2 separate regions of the Homo sapiens genome follow, and region 1 is linked to region 2. A link is an interaction called in ENCODE POLR2A ChIA-PET data of the cell type or tissue named here. Cell type or tissue: PC-3. All regions are shown on one strand. Region 1 overlaps IMMP2L (inner mitochondrial membrane peptidase subunit 2). Region 2 overlaps IMMP2L (inner mitochondrial membrane peptidase subunit 2).

What was found. Peaks named below come from ENCODE experiments on the same cell type or tissue, not always from the same donor. Only the 100,000 strongest peaks of a DNase experiment are listed, where the experiment ranks them.
Region 1: POLR2A ChIA-PET joins it to region 2 with 7 read pairs; 1 of 35 experiments calls an interaction of 5 or more read pairs at or near these places.

Annotation. Positions count from the first base shown.
Region 1 is chr7:111,207,113-111,212,112 of GRCh38, reverse strand. All of the region lies in intron 3 of IMMP2L (inner mitochondrial membrane peptidase subunit 2), which reads left to right. It overlaps LOC124901725 (a long non-coding RNA gene), which reads left to right. Exons shown (of 2, transcript XR_007060477.1): 1 at 1-5,000. Among named protein-coding and RNA genes, the nearest start is that of LRRN3, 120 kb to the right of the region's middle. In PC-3, no CTCF peak of the experiment used is centred here; no DNase peak of the experiment used is centred here; H3K27ac peaks cover 908 bases.
Region 2 is chr7:111,505,742-111,510,741 of GRCh38, reverse strand. The region is part of intron 2 of IMMP2L (inner mitochondrial membrane peptidase subunit 2); the gene reads left to right. Among named protein-coding and RNA genes, the nearest start is that of IMMP2L, 54 kb to the left of the region's middle. In PC-3, no CTCF peak of the experiment used is centred here; DNase peaks (open chromatin) are centred at 1,201 and 2,731; H3K27ac peaks cover 4,113 bases.

The sequences.
Region 1 (5,000 bases), 300 kb after region 2:
GTCAAAATGGCAATACAAATGCTTAGGATGATTTAATGATTACCTTAGTTTCGTTTATAGTATAGAAAGAGAAGAGCAACATTAAACAGGATTTCAATCTTCTTTTTTTTGTTTTTGAGACGGAGTCTTGCTCTGTCTCCCAGGCTGGAGTGCAGTGGCCCGATTTTGGCTCACTGCAAGCTCCGCCTCCTGGGTTCATGCCATTCTCCTGCCTCAGCCTCCGGAGTAGCTGGGACTACAGGCGCCTGCCACGATGCCCGGCTAATTTTTTTGGTATTTTTTTAGTAGAGACGGGGTTTCACCGTGTTAGCCAGGATGGTCTCGATCTGCCTGCCTCGGCCTCCCAAAGTGTTGGGATTACAGGCGTGAGCCACTGCTCCCGGCCAGGATTTCCGTCTTCTAATCTGAAGTTTTGAATATTCCAACCTCTTTGCACAGTCTTCTGCCTTGTTTTCTGTCTTTTTCCAGGTGATAATTTGTGTTCAAATAATCCCCAAGTTTTTCACAGTATGGCTTTACAAGTATACTACATTTATCTGTCAAGTTTCCGATCACATACCCTTGGTCAGAATCTTTCTCAGGGTCCTTGTTTCTTACAGATTAAATAGATTGGGTTTGATATTCAACAATGTTTTGACCTGGTTCAATTCGGATTCCAGCCTATTTCCTACTCCTCCCATTGAATTGCGGCATGCTTTAAACTCAAAGTGTCTTTCTTATGTCTTTCCTTTTTTTTCTTCATTTTCGTCTCTCTTTCTCTGAATAAGCCATTGCTTTCTTCTTTCCACACTTTGCTTTTGTAGTTCCGCATAGAGTCATTTCCTCCCAGCTATTCAGGATGCCCTCCACGTTAACTCCTTTGGTGAAAATCCAATTTATGTTTTGGGGCCTATCTGAAAGGCATTCACATCTATGCAGGCTAATCATATGTGGTTTCCTTCTTCTGAACTCTTGTAGTACTCTCTGTAGTATTTCCTTGAAGTATTTATAGTTTTCTTGTATTTCTTCTTGTACTTTATGGGATTTCACAAAGTTTTATATACTGACTCAATACATATTTATTAAATGACTTGGTAGATAGAGCAACTGACTGAATATATTATTTTTTAGGAAGAAGAAGAACATTTTTGCTTAAATTAAATTTCTTATTTTATTTCTCTTTCCCCTTTTATCCAGGGTAGGTCCAGGTAAAGCCAAAGGCCTTATCCTTATCTACACTGCTGGGGGACACAACACAAGAATTTCAAGTTCAAGTATTATTTCTCATTTTGAGTAATTTTGTTCTCATTTTGTTCCAGTTCTCACTCTCAGAAAAAGATTACTCTTTGTATATTAATATTTCTTAATCATGGTTCTTATTTCAATATACTAATATCATGGTATTAAGAGCAGTTTTTGTTTTTTTTGAATACCTTCCCTTCAGGGCAGTCTTATGATTAAGAATATAAGTGTAGGCAGATGTAGTATTTTTTTTTCTATTAACCAGGTAGTAAAACTAGAAAAGGAAACACACTTCAAAATGTATCATACTTAAAAATATATCAAGCATAAGAAAAGAGAAATATTTCTTTCCAATGGTAGTGAGAAGATACATTAATTGGGTTATAAAATAAGTGCAGGTAGTCCTTAGAGTTTTCTAAGAATAATGAGGCACCTATCTGCCTAGTTGAAAAGACTTCTACCTAGAAATAGCAAGAGTAGTTTTGAGGAATTTTGTTAGTTTTTGCAATTGTAAGTTTACACGTGAAATAAACCCAGCTTGAAAACTTTAAGCTGATGAATAAAGATAGCCACATAATTATGTTGGATGTGTGATCTTCTTTAAAAAAGATGAACTTTCTAATTATTAAGACAAATATGCCAACTAATCAATTAATTCTCTACTAATCTTCCTATCAGGGGTCTCTTCCTAGGGAATTGCTGAGGCTGGGGTAATTTTAATTAAGGTGAAGCAGAGAGTCAAGAAAGCAAAAAACAAAGTCTCCTACCAAATGGAGCTATTTGGAAAGGAGTTACTCAACCAAAAGGAGATACAAGGAGCTACTCTGAAGCAAAGGCTCAGCTAAAAGGAGAGGACACGGAGAAGAGATTGATTATTCACTCTCGGCAAAGAACACCTTGCTTGGACTCTGAGGGGACAGGAAGAGTACTGTACTTCCCTCCCATGAACTGGAACAGGGCTAATAGGCATATAGCATAGGTAGGCCTAGAAGTGGGCAAGATGAGGCCTAGAGATCAAGAATATCTGAGTCATTTTTCTTTTACTGACCCGAACCTTCAGGCCCACCTGTAAGTGTCCTGCCCACCTCTTTCTGGGCAGTTTCTTGATGATATACTTGTATATGTAATAAAGAGTAACAAAGAAGAGTTATTTTATAGTTCAAATACTGTTCTGTGTTGTTGCTAGAGTGATCAGTCTCTTTAGAGACTTATTTAACACAATTATGTTTTTGAAAAAGTCATTTGCTCCTACAGGCTGATTATTATAGGAGGGCATCTTATTCTGATAAAGGTGGTAATTATTTATCTGGCTAAGCAATCTTGTTGATTGAATATAGCTAAATGTTTGGTGGCATTTAGGCTAGAGAAATACTGTATTGATATGTGAATAAATTAAATGTAAATATGAGTTTTACCACCTTAGCTGAAACTACATATTAATTTTTGAGTTTAATCCGTAATTAGTGAGTTTTTACTTTTTTTTTTTTTTTTTTTTGAGAAGGAGTCTCGCTCTGTCGCCGAGGCTGGAGTGCAGTGGCATGATCTCAGCTCACTGCAACCTCCGTCTCCTGGGTTCAAGCGATTCTCCTGCCTCAGCCTCGCAAGTAGCTGAAACTACAGGTGCGTGCCACCATGCGTGGCTAATTTTTTATATTTTTATTAGAGAGGGAGTTTCACTGTGTTAGCCAGAATGATCTTGATCTGCTGACCTCGTGATCGTGATCCACCCGCCTCAGCCTCCCAAAGTGCTGGGATTACAGGCGTGAGCCACCGTGCTCGGCTGTGAGTTCTTACTTTCTGAACATTACTTTCAGATTTCTGAAGAAATAAACAAATTGTGCTCTCTAAGTTGTCATCACAGATTCTTATAATGCTATCAGTTTTAAACTATAAACATGGAGGCAGCACCCATGGGAGTAAGATATTGAACGTTTACAGCATGTGTACATAAGTTACCTCAAAGGATAATTAGATGATTATAATGACACTTTCTTTGAGATAGCTAATTTTAAAAATCTATTGCTCCCAAGTCTAATTATTTGAGTAATGATAACATATTAGCAATCATGAAACTTCAGTCACAGCCAACCCCATTGAAGAAAAAAAAGTAAATCATAGCATTTTCTATAAAGACCCAAAGGATTGCACCAGACCAATCCTTGCATTTTCTGCTGTGTATTCTATGCCCAGCCTCCCATCCGTGTGTACTCTAAACTACCTACACATGTATCATTCATGTGATTTCACTCTATTTGTTTTCATTTGTTTTATAACTCTTCCTTTGGTACCAGGGAGATAATTTTCTAGTTCTTCTCCATCCTTTGTGAACCTCTGAAAGAAGGCTTTTATAATTAGACTTCATAGCTTTAACAAACATTTCATAACCTGCCAGTAAAAATGTCAGTTCTCTGGGCCAGGGCATAATTAAATGAGTAAGTATCAGTGTGGTAATTCAGCCACAAAATAAAATAATTTAAAGGGTCTATTAATTAAGGGCTTGCTTTGATTTTGGAATTCTAATCAACAGTAAGCTCTGTATGTTATGGGTAAAAATCTTCTTGCTTTCACCGTTCCCTTTTCTTGGCCTATTACAAATAGTAAATAAAATAATTGTATCAATGAAATTTTCACTTTGTTGTTCTTTTTTGAATGATTATGCACCTGAGAGAATGTTGTTAAAATAGCAACATATTGGATATGGTCAAAATGAACATTTTGCTATGAGCCTTTAAAACCAAACCTGAGTAATACAAGCAATATATAAACGGTATAGTAGACTCTGTTTGAGTCCATTAGGTCCTGACTGAAGACTGAAAAAACAGTAAAAGTGGAATCCTGGAAGCTAATAATAGTTTGTTTGGTAGGGGGTCTTTTGAACTGAGAGCAGTAGGAGGAAGACAAATGTGTGAAATGATGGGCAATATAATGATAGGGTACAGCGAGGATGGATTAACTATTGGTAGCTCTTGTAACAAAGAAAGAAAAGCTAATTTTGTAGACAAACAAAAAGGCTGGTAGAGTAAAATTAATATTTTAGAATAGAAAACCTCTATCTTTGAGCTGGGTGTGGTGGCTCATGCCTGTAATCCCAGCACTTTGGGAGGCTGAGGAGGGCAGATCACGAGATCAGGAGATTGAGACTATCCTGGCCAACATGGTGAAACCTTGTCTCTACTAAAAATATGAAAATTAGCTGGACATGGCGGCGCGCACCTGTAGTCCCAGCTACTCAGGAGGCTGAGGCAGTAGAATCGCTTGAACCCGGAAGGCTGAGGTTGCAGTGAGGGATTGTGCCACTGCACTCCAGCCTGATGACAGAGCAAGATTCTGTCTCAAAAAAAAAAAAAAAAAAAAAAACCAAAAATAAAACGAAAAAGAAAGAAAGAAAGCAAGCCTCTATCTTTGCTAGGAATTAATTGGTGGTTTTTACATTTTTAAAGATGTATTTGAAGTCTGGGAATGAAAGAGTAAGCAGTTTCTTAGAAGTCAGCATAATAATGACTAACATTAATTGAGCTCTTACATTATTCTAGGAATTGCAGTAAGTGCTTTATGGCTATAATCTCAAATCTTCTCATGACCCCATGAAATAGGTTAGTTTCTATGAGGAAACTGAGGCACAAAGATTATTAGTGGCTGAGCTACTTAACCAAGACAGCCTATTTCCAAAAGTCAAGTGCTTGGCTATCACTCTGTATCCTTTCCAAGGTATATTCTATTGATAATGATGCTTTAAGTACATTTCTAACCAGGGCAGTATCTTAATGCTGATTTTAAAA
Region 2 (5,000 bases):
GCAAGGCAGGGCAGAATGAACAGTTTAGGACTGGCTAGTTTGAATAATTTTGGCAGATTCTAAGCTGTAGGGGTGGTCCCTGGTTGCCTGGTACCTGGCCTTGGGAAGATGAAGGCAGAGGAAATTGTCTCCAGGGTTATGCTGGCTGGAGGAGGTATGGTTCTGGATTGGTTAGTTTGTATATGAAAGGCATGCTTCTGGTTGAGCTCTTGCTAGCTGGAAGAATTGGCTAGGTCTGGCAGAGGCAGTGTCTCCCCAGCTAGGAATGTTTTTTTTAACGTGTCAAAACATCATAATATACAGGATATCTATACTGATTTTGATATCTGTATCAATATCTATATCTATATTTATGTATATGTATGTATATAATACAATACAGCAGAGGATCCAGTTGAGGACACGATGCCGCAGGGGATGGTAGATGTACAAGCTCGAAAAAACTGGGTTTCTGAATGATTGTGTGGAGTCAGTCCACTCACTATTGTGTTATACCACTGAGCTTTTGAAATTCTTTTTACAAGCATTTAGCCTATTCTGACTGTATAACACGACTCATTATTATACCTTTTCTCCTCTGCTTTTTCTGAAGTTCCCTTTAAGTCTAAACTCAAGCTCTATTTTCTTCATGTAACTTTCTTTAATTCTGTCATTCACTTATTAGAAATCCTACAGCATTGTAAGTTTAACTCATGATTATAAATCCTTTTGTACTGCCCTCTAATTATTAATTTCATGGGTTAATAATAACTCTACTCTGTAAGTTTCTAAAAGAAAGGGGACCATAATCCTCTCACCTGCTAGTTCAGAGGGATGCTGGAATAAATGCATATGAAATTTCTTCTTTGAAGCATTGATATGCCTGAATAATTAAACCCTACAGAAATATGATAAAATGAAATTATGATCATTAAAATTTTTTTTTTCTTAGACTTTGAGGGTGTTTCTGGTGAACTATTCTCCTAAAAAGTTTTTAGCTTCTTGACAAATTCATCATATTCTTTATGGCAGAGATTTTCAAACCTTTTTGCTCATGACTCATATTAAGTAATATATTTTGCACTATACACACATACATGCAACTGGAACAAAAGTTTCATGTAACAATACTTAAATTGTAATTACTATCATTATGTGCAATGCCCTCTGATATTTTCTGTTCTGGTCATAACCTATTAAATTGATGATTCTGACTCACTCATTGGTTGTGACCTGTAGTTTGCAAAATGCTGCTTTATTGCTGGAGGGAAGCTTACAAGGGTGAGACAGCTCAAATTGAGCTATAACTAAGGGAGTGGAGCATGTTAACTTTTGATTCTGAAATTTTAAATGTGGGCTTGTCATAAGCACTTCAAGCAATAAGTGCAACACGAAGGATAAGGAGCCCCATAGTCTGTCCCTTGTTTGAGAAAACCCTTTTGTAGCTGCTGTGGTCCTTGGGCCTTTTTTATTACATAATCTGGGGTACTTATTAATGAAGATTAATGAGCCCCATTTCAGACCTATGAAATTAGAATCGTTTTGTGAGGACCTTGGAATCTGCATTAACAAACTCTGTAAATACTAAAGTTTGAGAACCATTTTCTTAAGGAGAGCTCCATGTCTTGGGTGAGGGCAAATTGTTGGGGGATTTGCTAGACATGGTAATTGCTTTTGCTTGGAAAATCCTGATTGCCTTTGTTTACTAAACTTTTGAATTCTTAGTCTTATAACTTTTAAAAAATTTGTTTTATTTCCCATCTCTTTGTCTGTTAAATTATTTATCATATATTTGTGCTAATTTTAGCTTATTGTTTCTAATATTGAGAGTGGCAGGAAGCAGCCAAATGCCTAGGCAGATAGGGTGGGTCCCCAGTGAAACCCCCCTTCCAAGCCCAAGACAGTTTAAAGCCTGAAAGCCAAGCTACAAGTTACATCCTCAGACTGGATTGAGAACTTGCCTATTTGGCATGATTTCCTCTGATAGATCCCCACCATTCACCTATTTCACATATACCTACCCTTTCCTAATTGGTTTTCTACTCTGTCGTGCCCACCTTTGAGTGGTGTCTTTGCTTTAACATTTTTTGCATACTCACAAACCAATCAACACACTCTCCCCATTCTGAGTATATAAAAGGCCCTGGACCCAGCCACACTGGGGACTTCCCTGCCTTCAGATAGGGGAACCATACCCCTCCCACCCTCTGTGCCCTCTCTTGGCTGAAAGCTTTCCTTTTTCGCCTGTTAAATTCTACTTTACTGACTCTCTGGTGTCTGCATGCCTAATTCTTCCTGGTTGTGCGACAAGAACTCGGACCTACCTGAGCTAAGGAGTAGAAAGACCACAACAATATTATACCAATGGGTATATCATTTTATAATTATGTTCTTTTTTTAATTTTTAAGTTTTAATTAAACATTTTTCTATTTTATGAACTTTATTTTTATTTCTTCGTAAACTTTTTTAATTTTATTTTTTAAAATGCCTGTTTTATACTTTTTAGCTTGTCATTTGCTTTTAAGACTATTTAGTTATCTTTAAAATTTTTATTTTTTTGTCAGTGAATTTTTTTCTTTCTTTTTAAAATATAAACTATCTTTTATTTCTGTAGCTTTTAAAATGATCAACAGAAAGCACAGTCACAAGATTGTCAGCTGAATGGATGGCCCATTCATTTAGTATGAGATATGTGTAGATTTTTATGGTAATGATTCCATAGTGAATCAGGCCTCCCTCATTGATTTGTGTAGTTTCCTCCCACAATGACTCTGACCATGTGACTTGTTTTGGTCAGTAGGATATAAGCAAATACTGCTCAAGTAGGAGCTTGGTCAGTACTTGTGAGCTGGGTACATGTAAAAACTCAGGCTATCCTGATGACGGAGATTTTGGAGAATAAATGAAGCATCCTGGCCTTCCAGCCCCAGTTGAGTGCCTGACATGTCAATGAAGCCATCTTGAACTTTCCAGCTGAGGGAAGCCAAAATTGCAGGATCACAAGCAGATACATTTTGGTTGTTCTTTTTAGACATATAGTTTTGGAGTGGTTTGTTATGAAGCAAGAGATAACTGAAACAAAAATTGGTACTATTAGTGAAGTGATACTATAACAAAAACCTAAAATATGTAGCATTGATTTGGGGACTGGGTGGCAGTTTGGGGCTGGTAATGTGGTGAGGGGAGTGTTGGCAGACGCTGGACAAATGGCAAACAACTGTTAATAGAAAACAGAAAGATAGTAAAGTATCTGTTACTGCGGACTGGAATTACGATGATCTGTGTTTTATGGTACTTAAACATTTTTTAAAAATGTGAACTGTAAGAACTTGAAAAATAGAAGATATACCTAATGATCTTATAGATTTGGCTAAGGAGATTTCCAGGCGAAAATATTGAAATTGTCAGCTGGCTTCGTATAGCTTTATATAAGATATGGGAAGAGAGAAATGAACTTATAGCAGAAATTAGAGGAAATATAGGGTGCCCAGAACTTTTTTGGGTTGGAAAATAAAACTATTTTTCATTCCCAGTATCTAGCAGGCAAAAGATCCTCAAAATAAGAAATAGCCTCGGGTAGAGATCAAATCAGGACTGGAAGACTCTTTATTAAGACCTCAGGGCTGGGTGTAGTGGCTCACGCCTATAATCCCAGCACTTGGGGAGGCCAAGGCTTGAAGATAACTTGAGCCCAGGAGTTTGAGACCAACCTGGGCAACTGGCGAAACTCTGTCTCTACTAAAAATAGAAAACTTAGCTAGGCTTGGTGGCATGCGCCTGTAGTCCCAGCTACTTGGGAGGCTGAGGTGGGAGGATCACCAGAGCTCAGAAGGCAGAGGTTGCAATAAACCAAGACTGTGCCACTGCATTTCAGCCTGGGTGACACCGTGAGACTCTGTCTCAAACAAAAACAAAAGCAAAAACAAAAAAAACCTCAGAAAGATATAAGGTGGTACTTAGTATATCTTTTTAATTAGACAAAATATATTGTAAACTCTTCAGGGCTTTGTGCCACAGCAGCCTGACACTTTCAAAGTAAAGAAAGATCTGGTTTGAAAAAAATTAAGGGTCGGGCGTGGTGGCTCACGCCTGTAATCCCAGCACTTTGGGAGGCCAAGGCAGGTGGATCACGAGGTTAGGAGATTGAGACCATCCTGGCCAACATGGTAAAACCTGTCTCTACTAAAAATACAAAAACTAGCCTGGTGTGGTGGCATGTGCCTGTAGTCCCAGCTACTCTGGAGGCTGAGGCAGGAGAATCGCTTGAACCTGGGAGGCGGAGGTTGCAGTGAGCTGAGATTGCACCACTGCACTGCAGCCTGGGGGACAGGGCAAGAAAAAGAAAAAAGAAGGAAGATATGGATGTAGTTTTGGGGGGAATGGAATGAGCCCCAACTAGATTAATGGGAAGTCTACAACATTTTAAGGGTGTTGAATTAACTTGTACTAAAATGGGGTCAATTTAGAAAGAGACCTCTGGGGTGTGTCCACCTTATTATGAAGGAGCATTTCTTTTTAAAAATTTATTATTTATTTTTATATTATTATTATTATTATTATTATTTTAAAGAGACAGGGTCTTGCTCTGTTGCCCAGGCTGGAGTGCATTGGTGCAATCAGCCTCGAAGTCCTGGACAGCTAATTTTTAAAATTTTTGTGTGTGGAGGCAGTCTCACTATGTTGCCCAGGTGTTCTCAAACTTTTGGCCTGGAGCCATCCTCCCGCCTCCCAAGAAGCTGGGGTTACAGGTGTGAGCCTGGCCTCCTTTCTTTCTTTTTTAATTTTATTATTATTATACTTTAAGTTTTAGGGTACATGTGCACAATGTGCAGGTTTGTTACATATGTATACATGTGCCATGTTGGTGTGCTGCACCCATTAACTCGTCATTTAGCATTACATATATCTCCTAATGCTATCCCTCCCCGCTCCCCCCACCCCACAACAGTCCCCACTGTGTGATGTTCCCCTTCCTGTGTCCATGTGTTCTCATTGTTCAATTCCCACCTATGAGTGAGAA